Regions from separate parts of the Mus musculus genome. Here region 1 is linked to region 2. Evidence: chromatin loops called from intact Hi-C (ENCODE). Cell type or tissue: left cerebral cortex. All regions are shown on one strand. Links, peaks and the distances in the headings refer to the core of each region. The heading gives the core; the rest is flanking DNA.

What was found. Hi-C counts contacts between places; a loop is a spot of excess contacts. Peaks named below come from ENCODE experiments on the same cell type or tissue, not always from the same donor. Only the 100,000 strongest peaks of a DNase experiment are listed, where the experiment ranks them.
Region 1: a loop joins it to region 2, with 4 times the contacts of the local background. A loop is called at or near these places in 4 of 42 quality-filtered maps.

The regions. Positions count from the first base shown.
Region 1 is chr16:17,621,411-17,630,184 of GRCm38, reverse strand. It overlaps Smpd4 (sphingomyelin phosphodiesterase 4), which reads right to left. Exons shown (of 19, transcript NM_001164610.1): 2 at 8,660-8,743; 3 at 6,194-6,280; 4 at 4,323-4,465; 5 at 4,166-4,241; 6 at 3,647-3,755; 7 at 3,494-3,546; 8 at 3,232-3,383; 9 at 987-1,116. The coding sequence starts at 8,698. Among named protein-coding and RNA genes, the nearest start is that of Smpd4, 6.4 kb to the right of the region's middle. In left cerebral cortex, for the core only: a CTCF peak has its summit at 4,531 (motif pointing right); DNase peaks (open chromatin) are centred at 3,849, 4,521 and 6,645; H3K27ac peaks cover 304 bases.
Region 2 is chr16:17,401,326-17,409,770 of GRCm38, reverse strand. It overlaps Pi4ka (phosphatidylinositol 4-kinase alpha), which reads left to right and starts at 3,906. Exons shown (of 55, transcript NM_001373955.1): 1 at 3,906-4,137. The coding sequence starts at 3,973. It overlaps Snap29 (synaptosomal-associated protein 29), which reads right to left and starts at 3,771. Exons shown (of 5, transcript NM_023348.4): 1 at 3,412-3,771. The coding sequence starts at 3,648. It also overlaps the pseudogene Gm18793. In left cerebral cortex, for the core only: CTCF peaks have their summits at 5,527 and 6,717 (motif pointing left); DNase peaks (open chromatin) are centred at 4,379, 5,179, 5,333, 6,730 and 1 more place; H3K4me3 peaks cover 2,559 bases; H3K27ac peaks cover 2,030 bases.

The sequences.
Region 1 (8,774 bases), core at 2,321-7,320, 220 kb before region 2:
CCACTATGGTATTGTTATTTCTATGAAGCATCACCTTCTAATAAGCTAAATAAAGAGTTGAATGGCCTATGGCAAAATAAGAGAGGATAAGCAGAACTTCCCGGCAGAGATAAGAACTCTGGGAAAGAGTCAGAGGTAGAGGATTCATCAGCCAGACATGGAGGAAGAAACAGGTGCCAGTACTGGGGAGAGGTACTGAGTCACGTGCAGAACATGGCTAGGGTGTCCGGCTTACTTAGATCAACCAGTTGAGAGTCTGCCAAGCTAAAGCCAAGCTTTCAGAACTATTAAAGAGTCTTGTAGTCTTTCCTTGTGCAGCTGGTAGGTTGAGACAGTCCAGCAATAGTGTACAGCTGGAGATGGAGCTCTACCTACCCAGTTTTCTCTGTCGAGAGCAACACTGGCTGCCATACCAGCCTCAAAGTGCAGTGTGAACCAGCTGATTCTCTCCAGACACCAGGACATAGAAGAGGGTAGGGCCACTCAGTGAGTCCCCAAGGGACACTATCCTACCACTTGCATCTCCTGCTCAATGGTGGGAGCTCACTGCTGACCAAAGAGGAGGTTCTGAGAGCCCACACCATGCAGCACCATACAAGCACTTCTGCAGCAGGACCTAATAACCAGCAGATGGTAATCACTGGAAACCAACTCTAGCAACACAGGAAGAGTCAGAGGAGAACAAGGTAGGGCACGCTGAACATGTGTGCGGATGGAACTATTGGAAACTAGAAGACTGGTGAATGAATAGACCCAATGAAAACAATACAGTGGACAAGAGAAGCCGAGACAGAAAATACTGTTTATAACATTTAGCTTACAAGAGTACATCAGTTTCTCCTTATCTGCTTCCTAAATGTCACAGCAAGAAAATGCCATTTAGACCCAGCCACTGCTGACCGGGTACCTTTGGGATTCTGCCTATCAGAGTGGAAGGTAGCTAAGCAGTCTGTTTTGGAACAGAAGCAGGGACTGGGCTTTCTTACCTGGAGGAGAGTTTCTGACCGCCAGATCTCATGGGATGCAGGGTCTGCATTCACAGATGTCTGATGAGAGATGTGTCGCTTCAAGAGGCTAGTGTGGAGGCCATAGGAGGCAAAGGGCATGGCTGGTGTTCTGACAGGATATACAGAGAGAATAGTAAATTAGGTTCCTCTCTCTGCTGACACGGAAATCAATGATTCCAATAGTCAATACAACAGACCACATCACAGTGACACAAGGTCTGTGCTAAACATTTGACATCCTTGTTATAGACTGTCCACTTAGCAACCATGAGGGATGCAATGAGGTCACACTTACAACTTGCTCTATTAGTAACTGAAACTGAGAACAGAAGACCCTAACATAAATAACAATTTGACATTCTCACCCAGCCCTCAAGTCGGGTACAAAGCACAGATCTGAATTTACATTAGGAAAACCTGGTCACTGGTGATTAAGCACCTATCACCACCACTGCAGTCCAGGAACAACTCACTGCTTGGAGTTACTACTGTGGTGACTAACCCTTTCCTACTTACTCAGCCCAAGCTGGGCCTAGGCATGAGCAGACAGTCAAGGAAAGAGAGCCTGCACCCACCCTGCCAAACACGCCCAGGGACCTCTGCCAGTCAAGTATAGGGAGAATAAGCACCAAAGGACTACAGAGGTAACCTCTGTCCTTGGTGGACAGGAACTCTAGTTACCTGGGAAGAGGTAACTCTAGTGAAAAAATGCCCCCAGTCAAACTGCCTATAGCAAGTCTGTCATGCACTTTCTTGTTCAGTAGTTGATATAGGAAAGCCCAGGCAACTGGGGTGGGAGGCACCTCTGTGCAGATGGTACTGAGTTCATTAGGAAGCTGGCTGAATAAGTCACGAGGAGCAAGCTAATAACAAACATTCCTCCATGGCCTGGGCTTTAGTTTCTACCTCAACTTCCCTCAGTGCTAGAGATGAAATAAAACATTTCTCCCCACACTGCTTCGCTCATGATCTTTATCACAGCAGTAGAAACCTAAGACAACTGCACACAGTGAGCAGCCAGCAGACATGGGTAGGGTAGCTGGTGAACATACAAATTTGATGACAACCTGGTAGCAAGCTATCTTCCCATGGTAGACAGATGCACTGAGCTCAATCAAGACATGTGATGGCTTCTGGGGAACATGCTGGAATACCAAATGGTTACCCCAACACTCCAGAAGTGGAAGCAAGAGGATCGTGAACTTCAAGTTGGCCTAGGCTACACAGTATGAGTGACAGGACAAAACAAAACACCAACCATATATGTTTTACAAAAACACAGACAGAAGATGAGACTTGTAGCTGTGTCAGCAATTTAGAAATCTGGGTTAAAATGCTTGTGAAAGTTCTACCTGGAAACTTTTCTGTAAGTGTGACAGTACTTCAAAATGAAAAGCCAAAACAAGGCAACAAACTAGGTCCGTACAAATCTGCTAGCACCTACATTCTGCTTTGGAGTGGGTAGGAATTTACTGGACCTTGAAGCCCTCCTTCCCAACTACAGTACTACCAGAGTATCAGGGTTAGGTCACCAGCCACGGGCATGACCACCCCAGAAGCCTCACTTCCCAGGTCTCTCTCCATATTTTGAGAGCATCTCCCCACATAGTGAGTTTTAGATGAAGGCATGGCCTGGTATGCACATAATAGTAGACACGAGCTAGACCAAAAACCCTGCCTACAGCCTCCTAGAGCAGGTAGTGGGCCACTGAGGTCAGGGAGGGAGTAGAGGAGCTTCAACAACTCCAGTTGGGGCAGGACTCCTAAGGAGAATGGACCTAGAGGCTCTGGGCTAAAGGCTCACCAAAAACTTAGAACAATCAGCCAGAGAGGCCCCGAGCCACTCTCAGGCTACAGAGGTAACCCACTTCCAACTGTGCAGTGCAGCATAAGGCTATCTTGTGTAGCCTGGCACAAATGGCTTTTCAGCCCAGGCTCTCCCACCGATGTCTACAATCGTCCCTCCCCTCCACTCAATTCATTGCTTTGGTAGGACTCAGACTCCAGCTGCCATGAGGGCCACTGGTTGTGTCAATGAGGCTAGAGATAAGTTTTACCTACTCCTGTCTTTGCCAGGGCGAGAGAAGTTGAGAATTGAACCTAAAAAAAGTTGGGGAACCCTGAACATGGATGATAATACTTAACAGGGCAATGCTTGGGCAATGCCTTTAATGAGGCCACTTCCCATAGAAGAGCCAGGTCTTAATAGTCAAGGCAACCTTACCTGGGAGCTGGTGAGGGGCTGGAGCCTCCTGGACTGGAGCAGAGTGGTGGAGGTACGCTGCCTTCAGTGGGTAGGAACCATGATAGGTACCTATCCACCAGGGTGAAATAGGCACAGTCCGAAGTACGGACATGGAGGGTCATAGACATTGGCTAGAAAACAAAATTTGTTGTTAGTGCTCTAATCAATGGTCATCATAGGCCCTGGCCCTTCACTATGGGATATGTACTATAAGCCATACTCAGAGTTATCCCTTCTGTACCTTTTGAGAGATGAGGCTCAAAGCAAAGTAGAACATATAGTATTCAAATGGATCTGATCAGAGTGTCAAGGGGCAAATAGAGAGGTAGTGGGTCACCTTCCACAGTACGCTGGCCCCTCCCAACCTCCCACACCTTGGGTCAGCAAAGGATACTGAGGGCCAGGTTCAGGCCAAGGCCTCCGGTCGGGGGAAACTGGACTTTGTTGTGGTACAGAGGACTGTCAGGGAGGACATTCTCTTGAATGGATGCCTTCACAGGGCCCTGCAAAGAGAGGCAGTCAACAGCACAGAGACCTTCAGCTGTTCCAGCACTACGGGGGAGGCTGCTAAGTCAGACACCAACACACAGATCCTGCTTTATGGAAAGCGTGTCCATCCTCTGCGCACAGTATGGTTTAGATTTCTCCTCTAGTCATAAAGTTTCACACACACAAGGGTGAGAACTGGGTGTTTCCAGTCTGTCTTCTCCTGAGTGTCACACTTCAACCTGCCCTGAAGGTCTGGAGCACTGTAGTCACTCAGGCTTCCTGCTATTCAGACCACAGAGCCACAGTCTCCACCCGCATTCTAATGAGACTGTTAAGACAAAACTCTCTGCCCACCCAGTCACAGCACAATTTCCCATCTGGGCCCTCTGCCCTTTAGCGCTACTCAGCACCAGGGCTTACTTACAGGAAGACAGGAGACAGGAAAATCAAAGTTATAGTCTTCAGCTTGAAGTTTATAAACCAACTTCATCATTGGACCACTGAACATAAAATTTAAAAGGGGGAGGAGTATGTCAACACAAGGAAGTACTCAGCCCTTCTCAAGTAGGAAACCTGCATACCTTGGGTCTAGAAATTCCATCGCTGTGCTGTACTCCACAGGGTTCACACGTCCCTGTAGGCATCGGAGATTCCAACCAACAAGGACACCATCCAGGCTGCCAAAGATGCTTTCCACCAGCCATGGGAAGACGGCATGCAATTCCTGAAACAGTGCACAGTGAGGCAGCTAGATGCTCGGTCACTAAGGACCACTGTCACACAATGCCCACTAGAGGTCACTCTGATAAAGACCCACAGAAGCTCTGTTCCATGGCGAAGAGTAACTGAATTCTCCCACTAGGACATAACACACCAACCTTATATTTGTGCTAAGTTGCCCTTTGACTAAAATATTTTTAAAGAAATGTTTATTTTTATCACTTCAAAAATTATGTGTATATGCATGAGTGTGTGCACATGAGTACAAGTGTCTATGGAGGTCAGAGCAGATGTCAGATCTCCTGGAGCTGGAGTTACACATGGCTATGAGCTGCCTGACATGGGTACTGGAAACTAAACTTGGGCTTCTCTGGAAGAGTAGCCACTGCTCTTAAGCACTGAGCCATCTCTTCAGTTTCCCTCGCTCCCTCCACTAATGTTTTTGTTTTGTTTCGCTTTGCTTTTTTGAGACAAGAGTCTTCCTATGTAATAAGATGGCCTTCAACTCACAGAAATCCTCTTGCCTTAGCCTCTCAATTGCTGAGCCTACTGTTAGCATGCACCATCATACTCAGCCAAGTATAACATTTTGATGCCTGGTAACGTACTTCAGTGACAGAGCACTTGCACACCATGTACGAGATCAGCATTCAGTCCCCATATTACAAAACACTAACAACCACAAACAAATGAACTCACAGTGGGGTAAAGACATAGCTTAGGCAGTGAGTGTTTGTTGTACAAGCATGAAAACCTGAGTTTGATCAGAAACTCATCACCCATACCAAAATAGAGGCGTTATGATCTCAGTGCTAAGGCAGAGACAGGAGAATCCCTGGGGTTTGCGGGCCACCCAGTCTGGCCTAGACAGCAAGGCCCAGGTCCCAGTGAGATCTCAAAACAAAAAGGTAGACAGCTGCTAAGCAACAAACCTTTGGCATGGCACACACACGTGCGTGCACGTATACCTTCACACACACACACACACACACACACACACACACACACACACACACACACATATATATATATATATACACACAAACACATGTGTACCTTGACACACAAGAACACCACTCCCCAAAACCTTAACAGATATCTATTAAAAAGGAAAGCTATGTTTTAAAATCAAATCATTGAAACATAACAGCATATTAATTCATTATCCAGGTCAATTTCTTGGGCTCAACAACTCTAAATGAATATTAAATACACATTCTCAAAGTACTTATGTCAGAGGCTCTCAATCTTATTAGCACCATGTATGTTTGGGGCTGGATACTTTGTTGTTGCTGTTTTGAGACAAGATCTCACACAACCTTGTAGTATGCTTGCTATGTATCCTGGCCTTGAACTTGGAAGGCCTCTTCCTGCCTTCCAAGTGCTGGGACTACAGTATACATTACTATGCCAGACTCTGGGTTGGATTCCTTTTTGTTGCAAGTTGTCATGTGTATTGTAGGATGTTTCTAGCATTTCTGGCTTGTACCTACTACAGATAAGAATTATAGGTGATGGGGCTAGAGAGATGGCTCAGCAGTTAAGAGCAATGACTGCTTGCTCTTCCAGAGTTCAAATCCCAGCAACCACATGGTGGCTCACAACCATCTGTAATGAGATCTGATGCCCTCTTCTGGTGTGTCTGAAGACAGCTACAGTGTACTTATATATAATAAATCTTTTTAAAAAAATTATAGGTGATATGGAAAGGGAATTGCTGGTAAAGCTGTACCTTGGCTGGAAAATCCTCAATGACTTTCACCAAATCTTGGCAACGTTGTGCAAAGGGCTTATTTATAGAGTCAGCTTTCAGGCTAGCCTAGGAGGCAATGTGAAAGAGTCATGAAGAGATTTGCTATGCAGTTGCAAATAGTCTGTGTTTAATCAAAGCAGAAACACAAGCAACAGAAATACACAGTGTGGTGCATGGTCCCAGCACTTCATGCATATACACAAGAGAGTGAAGCTATAATTCTATCACTTTCAGACCAGAAATTCTCAGGGCTCTCCTCTAAGCATCCTGTTACCTCAAAGTGCTGCATTATCAAAAGGAAACTGACTCCCACTGACCCACAAACAGGGATCAGCACTGGAATCAGCCCTGCAGTCAGGACAGGATCCCTGTTGTATGGGAAACTCTTATTCAGTCCACAAGTGCTGAGTTCATACCCAGAAGGTGCAAACTTTCCACCTCCTTAACAACCCACGACTGTGGCATAAGTGAGAACAGCCAAAAACACATAGTACATAATACCCCTTTTCTCTTAACCAGTGCATAGCATAGCAACTTACTGGAATCACCACCTTAAAAAATAATGCAGTCTGGAGAGGGTTTGGAGGGAGGAAAGAGAAGTGGGAAATGATAATTATATTATAAACTCCAAAAATAAAATAAAAATTTTAAATTACAAATAAAAATGTAGTCTAAAACTACAGATGGCCTCAGCCAACTCAATATTTTTCAAGATAATGAATAAGCCAGCAAAACATTCAGAACAGAAACCAAGGAGATTTATTAAAAGTCTTGGGATGTGGGCACAACACCGACTCCATGGAGAAGTGGCCTCTGGCCAAATAGAGATCAGGAGATGCTAGTCGTTCAATCTGAAGACTTGGGCCAGCTGACCACCTCTAAACAAGTAGGGATTGCAAGAGCCCTCTTAGAAAAATAAATCTGATGGTGCAGGTCACCGGTCACACCAGCTGTCTCCAGAGGGGTACACTGAGAAAAAAATATTCTCTCTCGCGCTCTCTCTCTCTCTCTGTCTCTCTTTCTCTCTCCCCCCCCCTCTCTCTATCTTTATATATATATAAAGCCAGGTAAGGTGGCCAACAACTTTAAATCCAACTCTTAGAAGTTAGAGGCAGGCAGTTCTAAGTTTGAGGCCAGCCTGGTCTACAGAGTGAGTTCCAGAATAGCCATGGTGGGCTGGAGAGATGGCTTAGTGGGTAAGAGCACTGACTGCTCTTTGAAGGTCCTGAGTTCAAATCCCAGCAACCACATGGTGGCTCACAACCATCCATAATGAGATCTGATGCCTTCTTCTGGGGTGTCTGAAGACAGCTAGAGTGTACTTACCTATAATAAATAAATAAATCTTTAAGCTTTAAAAAAAAAAAACAGAATAGCCATGGTTACACAAAGAAACCCTGTCTTGAAAAACAACAAAAACAAAAACAAAAATCATCTGGCAACTGCAACGAAGAATCTCTTTCTATCTGCTTTCCCAGCTTCATATTCTAATACTTAACATAAAGCCCTAACAGGGAGCAGCATCCCTCCGTTTCCCTGACAACAACTATAGTTAGAACATTTCACACATTCACAGAGCTTCTGCATCATGACCGCTCTGGTAAATGTCCTTCTCACTTTGGAAACTAAGGAAAATAACATTTGCATCAATTATTGTTTTGGGTTTTTTTCAATTATTGTTTTGTTTTTGTTTTCAGATGAAGTTTGACTGTGTAGCTATGGCTGACTTGGAATTCACAATGTAGAACCTGCTGTCCCCAGCTCATGGAGATCCACCTACCTCTGCCTCCCAAGTGCTGGGATTTAAGATGTGCGCCACCTTGGTCATGAACTCTTAATGACCTTCCTGTCTCAGCCTCCCCAGTACTGGCTGAATCAATTATCTTGGTAATAAGAAAATCAGAGTTCAGAGACTGAACACACCCAATATCCTGCACTCAGAAGGCATGGTAAGCATTCTAATGCTGATCTGGTATTCTTTACTAGAAAGAAAGAAAGAAAGAAAGAAAGAAAGAAAGAAAGAAAGAAAGAAAGATAGATAGATCGACCCAGTCGAGAGTTTTTGAATCACCGGCCCACAATGATCCCAGTTCATGGGAAGCTGAGGCAGGAGGGATTTGGGTTCAAGAGCCAGGTGACACACACCTTTAGTGCCAACACTCAGGAGGCAGAGGCAGTTGGATCTCTGTACATTCAAAGCCAGTCTGGTCTCAGAGTGAGTTCCAGGACAGCCAGGGCTACATACAGAAACCCTATCTCAAAAATAAATAAATAAAATAAACCACACCCACCCACACACACACACACACAGACACACCCACACAAAAACCAAAGAAAGGCAGCTTGTCTCGTAAAAATGAGTCCTTCAAATCAGTGGGAAAAAGTTTTAAGTTCCTCAGCTATAGAACCATCATCATCAACCTTCCAAAGGCAGGTGACACTTACCAGAAGGAAACTAGGCTGTTGTAGGTGAGGGAACGCCATAGCAGACTCCCAGGGCCGGCAAGAAACGGCTGCCTTAGGGAACCACTGTGGAAAAACAAAGACAAAATCTCAATAT
Region 2 (8,445 bases), core at 3,446-8,445:
GGGAAACAATGACCATGCAAGGGCTCAGACTGCCTGAAGTGAGGTGACACTCACATAGACAGGTTATGTTCTGGGGACACTGTGAGGATTCAGGGAATCAAAGGGTTCTTGCTGCCTGAGCCTGGAACGGTTGGTGGGACTTTCTCCAAGACACTCAGGAGAACTTCCTCTCTGCCAAGCAGTCTTCTAGTGCTAGGGGACTAACCAAGCCCAAACTCCTCCCTGAGGGCTCATACAATCCAGGCAGGGTAAGAGCAAGGCTAATCCACTTTTCTAATTTGCTAACAACACTGTGGTGCTGAGTTAGGCAGACCCGTTCTTGCTTCGTTGAGCTTAGTTTCATGGTAAAAACAATAAAAAGGTTACACACAGTGAAGCCCCAACAAGGGCTTTTGGCCTGGTTTAAGGAGTATATATATAACAGGGAGTCCCAAGGGTGGGTGGGGTAAATGCCTCAGTTGAAGAGAGCAGCTAGTCTAGGCAGCTGGAGTAACTGAAGGGAAGTGGAACTGTGTGTCAAGCACAGAAGGGTGTGGGTAGGACCCATGAGACCCAGCAGGAAATACCCAGCAAATGATGTGGAGCCCCACAGATCACAATGCAATCTACAACTAAGGCATCCTGGAACATCAGGTAGGCCTCATAATGAGTTTGAAATTAAACTTAGCTATGAACTGATAAGTACATGGATGTCAATCTGGGGTCAGCGCACTAAACTCAGAACTCTGAAATTAATTATCTTAGACTGGGGATTAAGCAGTGGGGTAGCACAGACATGGGATCCCAGTACTCCAGAGCTGAACTCAGGAGGATCAGCAAGATGGAGGTGAGCCTGGGCAAATACTATTTCACAAAGGAAAAGAGAGGAAAAAATAAGAAAGGAAGAAAGAAAGAAAGAAAGAGAGAAAGAGAGAGAGAGAGAAACAGAGAGAGAACGAAATTTCTCATTATCTCTTTCAAGGTAATACACACTCACACTAACAGATTCTAGCTTGGATAGCCAAGTAAACATGGAGCTTGCTGGGTTCTGTGTGAGCCAGAGATTGCCCTGATGTGGAGTGCATTCAGAAACAGAAATTGGACGCATTAGAGTCACCATGAACAACTCTGGAGGAGCAGGTCTGGTTGGGAAGCCCTTACTGGGAATGCTGCTCCCACCAGCTTTCTAGAAAACAAGAGTACATCTATGGCAATGGATTTAGTCACTCGAACTGGGGAAAACCTGAGGAGTTTGCCTTGCCACTCCTCCAGGTTATGAGGGATGCCGTCTGTCTCTCTGACCTCTCTGAACTGAATGCCCAGTGTGGCTTCAGTGGCAGACACTGGAAAGATGTAAGGATGAGTAGGCCTCCGAGGAGCGTGTGCTAGGCAAGGCAGCTGAGCACGTTATGTGTCAGTATTACCAAACATCAGTTCCTTTCCACTGTGTTGGTGCAAAGTCAATTGAAACCCTAGTCTACTGTTCGTTGCTGGGCTCTGCTGAACTGAGAAATCAGGCTCCAGAGAAGATCATTGTAGTATGCTATACTGCTCTAGGAGGGGCAGAGTATCCTAGGAAGGGGAGTGGCTTTGGCCAGGTGGTGATGTTCATGTAGGAAGCAAATATTATGATATTCATTATTAGGAGGCTTGCTGCATAAACAGGTCATCCATCTAATGGCATATAATATGACCATTAGCCTATTCCCCGGCTCCAAACCACCCCTCATTGTATTTAACTATGAAAGAACCTTCAATACTACTAAATAATATACAGGCCAATATGTAAAGAACACCTCACTTTAAAGTTAAAAAAGAATAAAAGTGCTTGGTGTGGTGGCTTGAACCTCGGCACTCCCAGGCTGAGTTTAAGGTTAGCCTAGTCTACATAAAGTTGGAGAACAGTCAGAATTACATATTGATACGATTGAGAGAAAAAAAATAGGTTCTCTTTTGGGGCTGGAGAGATGGCTCAGCAGGTCAGAGTGCTTTCTGTTCTTCAAGAGGACCTACCTGCATTGGCATCTGGTGAATGTCTATGACCTCAGCCCTCTGGAGGCTGAAGAAAGAGGATCTTGAGTTCGAGGCCAATCTGGATTACTATGGGCTACATTGTGAGAACTTATCACTTATCTCAATACAAAGTGACCTGTTCACCAAGACCTGTAGGACTCCAATTGATCTGGAGTGGAACATTAAGAATCCAGTACACAGAAGCACAACTTCCTAGAGGCAGAACATACATTAGCCGTCAGGGAGACAACAACAGGGAAGGTAGGAGAAGGTAAAATACCAAACAGTGGCAATAGAAAACAACAGAGATCTGTCCAAGTCCCAGAGGAGAACACTTGCCAAAGATCAGAGATGAAGACTGGTAAAGAAAGACAGTATTTTGTTTCAACTATTACATTTCAAAACTGTAAAATACTTAAGATTATTCTTGGCTGATATATCAGTAATTTCTTCTTCTGCCAAAACAACTATTTTGCCAGTAGACTTAGGGGCAATCTGGTGTCTTGGAATAATCTTTATTTTATGCTGGAGAAGATGGTACATGCCTGAAATCCCAGTATCAGAAAGATTGAGACCAAGAATTCTAAGTTCCAGACCAGCCTGGGCTTCATTGGTAGGCTGTCCACCAAGCCGAACTCCTCAAAAAGAAAAGGTCTTAAAGAAGTTTCAGAAGACCATTTCTGTTCCCAGCACCCATCTGTCAACTCCAGCTCCAAGGGATTCCCTGGTGCCCTCTTCCGGCTTCAGGGGACACCCTTAAACTGTGCATATGCAAATACAGGTAAATTAAAGGAAAGCAAAGTTCCTAGTTGCTGAAATTTTCTATGGATGGAAAGAGCTGTCACAATAACACACGGTCTACAAAGGTAAGAGTCGACTCAATTCAGGATCTGGTTTCCTGAGCAGGAGCCCAGGCGAGGGGACTTAAATATTCCCATTAGAAAGGTGAAAAGTGGTCAAGGATGTGAGAAGAAGAACACAGGCTCCCTTTGCGTCAGTACTTCAGGCACCACCTGGCACTTGAAGCATACACAGTTCACACTTTAACTGGGCCACTAGAGAGGAACAGCTTGAGGCTTCTGCCTAACAAGTTATATGTAAATGAAACAGACACTACTTCCCAAATACAGGCCGCACTTTGGCATTTTTACTCTCACACAGAACATTATTTGGAGTTTACTTTTTAACTAGACATGAGGGCAGGGCAGCGAGGGAGAAATTAACCTCGCAGAATAATAGATAAGGAAGCTTCCAGAGGTAAACATCAGGTGATCCTGATACATAATTCTTTACACTATGTCCATGAACTTACGGTAGGCAATTAGAAAAATACCAAAAGATCGTAAACAAAATATTTCTTCATCCCGTTTTTATAACGCATTGATTGGCCGGTTTAGCTCAGTTCTGCCCCAGGCTCACCTCGGAAGAGGCGACTCCGATCTTCTCCGATTCATACATGAGAGACAAGGACCTGCTGGTACTGGCAGCGGTAGCCTCGGCCCTGCGCAACACCTCCTGTCTCAGGTACTGCTGCCTGTCAATGGGCGCGTCGGGGCCGTCAGGCAGGTCGCGGACGTCCTTCCACGGCGCGGGCCGGGTGTCTTCCTCTTCCACGTCATCGTCGAAAGGATTATAGCTTTTAGGATAGCCAGACATGGTGCGGGAGACGGCCTGCACCTAGGAAGCAGGAGGGGTTGCTGAGCGAGGAGTCGATAGCCCAGCGCCGGCGGGCGGATTCACTGTGGACGCCGCGCGCACTACTTCCGCCAGCACTGCGCTAGAGCCCCGCCTCCAGAGCCAACCCGGCGGCGGAGCGGCAGAGGGGGACCAGGCCCCACCCAGTGCGGGGGAGGGGAGAGGGGAGGAGTCAGGTGGTCAGGTGGCCGGGAAGTCGGCCGCCTCTGCGCCTGCGCAGTAAGGACCGGTGGTGGCGAGCCCAGAGCTGTGAACCCAGCCGCCTGCGCCGGGGCGTGCGCTGTGATGGCGGCTGCTGGGGCCCGGGGAGGAGGCGGCGGTGGCGGCGGCGGCGGCGGCGGCGGCTCGGGGTCCAGCTCTGGCTCCAGCACCTCTCGAGGCTTTTATTTCAACACAGTACTTTCACTGGCCCGCTCCCTGGCTGTGCAGAGACCAGCATCCTTGGAGAAGGTAACCCTGCGTACTGACAGGAGGAGGGGCCTGAGGTGGCGAAGCGGCGGGACGCTGCTGGGTCTGAGAAGGCTACTTGCGACTAGAGAGGGGCTCCTGAATAGAGGTGGCAGCGATGTAGGGAGGTCGGTGGGAGAGGGTTCTGGTGAAGAGAGGAGTCGGGAAGTCGACAGGACGCTGGGAGGTCTGGTACCGGTGGGAGTGGGAGGGCAGTGAGCTGTGGGCGGGCGGACTACCGCTGTGACATCTCAGGCGCGGGGGTTGTGGCAGCATCGTGACTGCCTGTGAGGCGTGGTAGGATGAGCCAAGGACCAAGAGTCCAATCCGGGCTTTTGGTCCCGATTTTTTGTTTTCATTCAATGACCTTGGAGAGGTGTCTTTCTCATGAAATGGGACGCCCTCCTCCCCTACACACTTTTTGCCCTTCTCACTGGATTGTGGAGAAGGACAGCTATGCAAATCGTATTATTATTTAAGAGATGGTAGCGTTAGACTGGATCAAAAGATGATGAGTTTCGAGAAGATGCAGTGGCAGGAATATGCAGTGGACTGTTAGTAGACAGAGAACTAAATTCAGGATTGCTTCAGAAGAGAAAGACACGCCAGTCCTTATCTTGGAAGATAAAAGATATGCTTGGACCTGGGATAAGAGGTGAACTGGGTGGGTGGTGAAGGGTAGAACCCCAGGATTAAGGAGGCTAACCGCTTTCTTTTAGGGGAAAAAAAAAACCCAAAAACCAAACAACAACAAAAGGATGTTGTGATAGGAAGAAGACAGATTTTAGTCAGAGCTGACTAAATTTACAATTTCTGTGTGCAGTCTTGAGGAAGAAACTTGCATGCTAACAGCCTATTTGCTTATCTATAAAACCTGTGAAGCTTTGATGAGTTTACATATTAAGGCCAGGCACAACGTGGATGAACAATAATAGTCAGCTGCTTTTCGCCCAGGAATGTGTAAATAGACTCAGCACAGTATGTTAGCACTGAAGGGAGGGGGCTGTCTGTCCATTCAACTTTCTGAAAGATGGAAAGAACCTGGGTGACATGTGCACCTGCGCGCTGATGGGTAAAAGTGGAAAGGCAGAGTGACCTGGTCTTTGACCTTGTAAGTTTTCAAACTTGATTGTATCACCTACCTGCAAGGTGAACAGGTTCTGGAAGATCTAATGCCAACCCGACTTCTGGCTAAAGAATGAATACAGACTGGACATGGTAGCATGCACCTGTAGTCCATGCTACTCAGGAACAGCCCAGTATCCGCAGAGGTGCTGAGGAGTTGTTGTTCACTCAGGGAGTTGGTATCTCAGTACTCATGTCTGGCAGCTTAGGACTGCTTGAATGTTTGAAGGTAACTCCAGTTTTAGGGCATCAGAAAGTCCTCTTGTGGTGTCCATGGGCACTTGCATGCATGAGCACATACAAGCACAAATAAATAATAACAACATCTTAAGAAGATTTATTTATTTATTATATAATTATGCTGTAGCTGTTTGCAGACACACCAGAAAAGGGCATCAGATCTCATTATGGATGGTTGTGAGCCACTATGTGGTTGCTGGGATTTGAACTCAGCACCTTTGGAAGAGCAGTCAGTATTTTTAAGTGCTGAGTCATCTCTCCATCCCCCAACATTTTTAAATTAAAAAATAAAAGATGGTTTAGGACTTGTGGTGCAACTTAGGCAACATATCAAGATCCTGACTCAAGCAGGGAAAGACAGCAGTGTGTGTGTGTGTGTGTGTGTGTGTGTAAGACTATGAGTTTGAATGGTAAGACCATCTAAATTTACATTCCCTTATTACTTGTATTTTTAAACTTCTTTTTTGTTTTATGTGTATGAGTGTTTTGCCTGCATATGTGTTCTGTACACCATATGTGTCAGTGCTTGCAGAGGTCAGAAGAAGGCATCATTGGATCCCTTGGAATTGGAATCATGTGAACAACCACATCGATGCAGGGAATCAAATCTGAGTCCTCTGGAAGAGCAGCCAGTGTTCCTAACAGCTGAGCTATCTGTCCAGCCCCTCATCTTTGTTTGTTTGTTTGTTCGTTTGTTATATACTATAATGGGCATGTGGAGGTCACAGGACAAACTTGCAGGTAACAGTTCTCTCCTCCCACCATGTGGGTTGTCAGGCTTGACTGCATGTGCCTTCATGAACTGAGCAAACACCCCTTCTTCCCCCCATCCTTTTGGTGGAGACAGGATCTCACAATATAGCTTTTCTAGAATTCCTGAGTAGACTAAGCTAGCCTTTAACTCACAGAGCTCCACCTGCTTGCTTCCCAAGTGCTGGGGTTGAAGGTGAGTGCCATTACACAAGTACAACTGGACAGGTCAGTTCCACGTGTTGATTTTCTCTTGCAAAAACCAAAAACCAAACCACAGAACAGGTCTTGGTAGGGGTGTTAGGAAGATCAATAAAAAGATATGAATAAAAACCATCCTAGGATGAGCTTGAGAAATATTTCAGCAGTTAAGAGCTCTTGCTGCTCTCCAAGAGGATCCAGGTTCAAGTCTCAGTACCCACATGGTAGTTCACAATGGTCTGTAACCCCAGTTCTAGGGATCTGATGCCCTCTTCTGTTCTTCATGGGTACTGCATGCACATGATATACAGATCCACACATAAGCAAAACACTAATGCACATAAAATAAAAATAATACACCTTAAAGCAACAACAACAATTTATTACATTTATTTAGAGAAGTGGGAATTGGCGGGGCAGAACTCATGGAAACTGTTTTGCCACCTACCATGTGGGTTCTGAACTCAGGTCTTCAGGCTTGGTGACAAGTGTCTTGGTACAATGGCCCCTGGTTATCTTGTCAATCTGAACTGGATGATTCTTCAAGTTATTTTATATTATATGTATGAGTATTTGGGCTGCATATATGCTCGTGCACCACTTGCATGGTGTGCCTATGGAGGCCAGAAGAAGGCATTAGAATCTCTGGGGCTAGTGTTATAGGTGTTTATGAGTCACCATGTGTGTGGGGAATCAAACCATGTCTTCTGGAAGACCAGCCTATGCCTCTAACATCTAAGCCATCCCTCCAGCTCCTGAAGTGGACGATTCTTAAGATTGTCCTGCATCTCTAGCAGTAATAGCTTTCTTTTTCATTCAGCAACTGAGAAGTGCACTTTGAACTCAACTTGTTTCTTTTTGTTCCTTAGTCATAAAAACATAGCAAGGTGAGTAAGACGATAGACACAGATGTACACGCTAGATAAATGTAAAGAAAACAATTAAAAGGACATTATAGGAACCCTGGATGTAGGTCAGTAGTAGTGTGCTTGGAGGAGCACTTGCTTATCATTAACAAGGCACTCGATTTTATTCCCTTAACCAAATCAATGCAACACAAAACCTTGATATTCTTTAATTGTAACTGTTAGTTTTGTTTTTTGTCATAATTGCTTGGGTTGTCAAGATCACAGTATAATGTAAAGTTAATTAATACTTCCCTGCATCTCCTAAAACACTTGTTTTGGAAAGTACTTAGAAATCACTTTATGCAAAAGAGTTAAGAGAACAGATCCAAGGCCACTGTCTTTGCAGGGGTTGCTTGTGAGTTTGGCCCATGGCTGGTATCTGAGAATTTGGGCATTTGAACTGTTACTTCTATTAACTGTTTGATAAGCATGATTTGTTGTGCCTTAAGTCTCTTGTGTATGGCATATGATTTATGTAAATATCTTCTTTTCTTCTGGAGATCTGTTTGATGGTTGCTAAGTATATGATGACTATGTGACTAACCAAAAAATCAGCACTACGCAGAGATACCTTGTCTTCAAAAACCAAAACCAATAAATAAATAAACAAATAAATAAAAACAACAAAAAACCACAAAACCATTACATGTGTGGGAATTTTGCCTGCCTGCATGTCTGTGCACCACATTTATGCCTGGTGCATATGGAGGCCACAAGAGGCTTCAGATCCTCTGGAGCTGGAGGTGCAGATGGTTGTAAGCTGCCATGTATCTGCTGGGACTTGAACCCACATCCTCTGGAAGAGCAGCCAGTACTTTTAGCCACTGATTCATGTCTCCAGCTTCAGTGAAGCATGGGTTTCTTTTCATGGTCTCTTGTTAAATTTAGAAAGTTGGATTGCCAGTTTCCTGGGCAGCCTCTTTAGCTGGGAGGGCTTGCAGTACAGCTACAGCTTGCCTTAGAACAGAGAGGCTATAGAGACTGCAGCCTGTGAAATAGTTCAGTTACTAATCTTCACGTTGATTTTTATCAGCAAGAGCAGGAGGCGTGGGTTAAATAAGAGGAAAGAATAGTTTACCCAGCATTT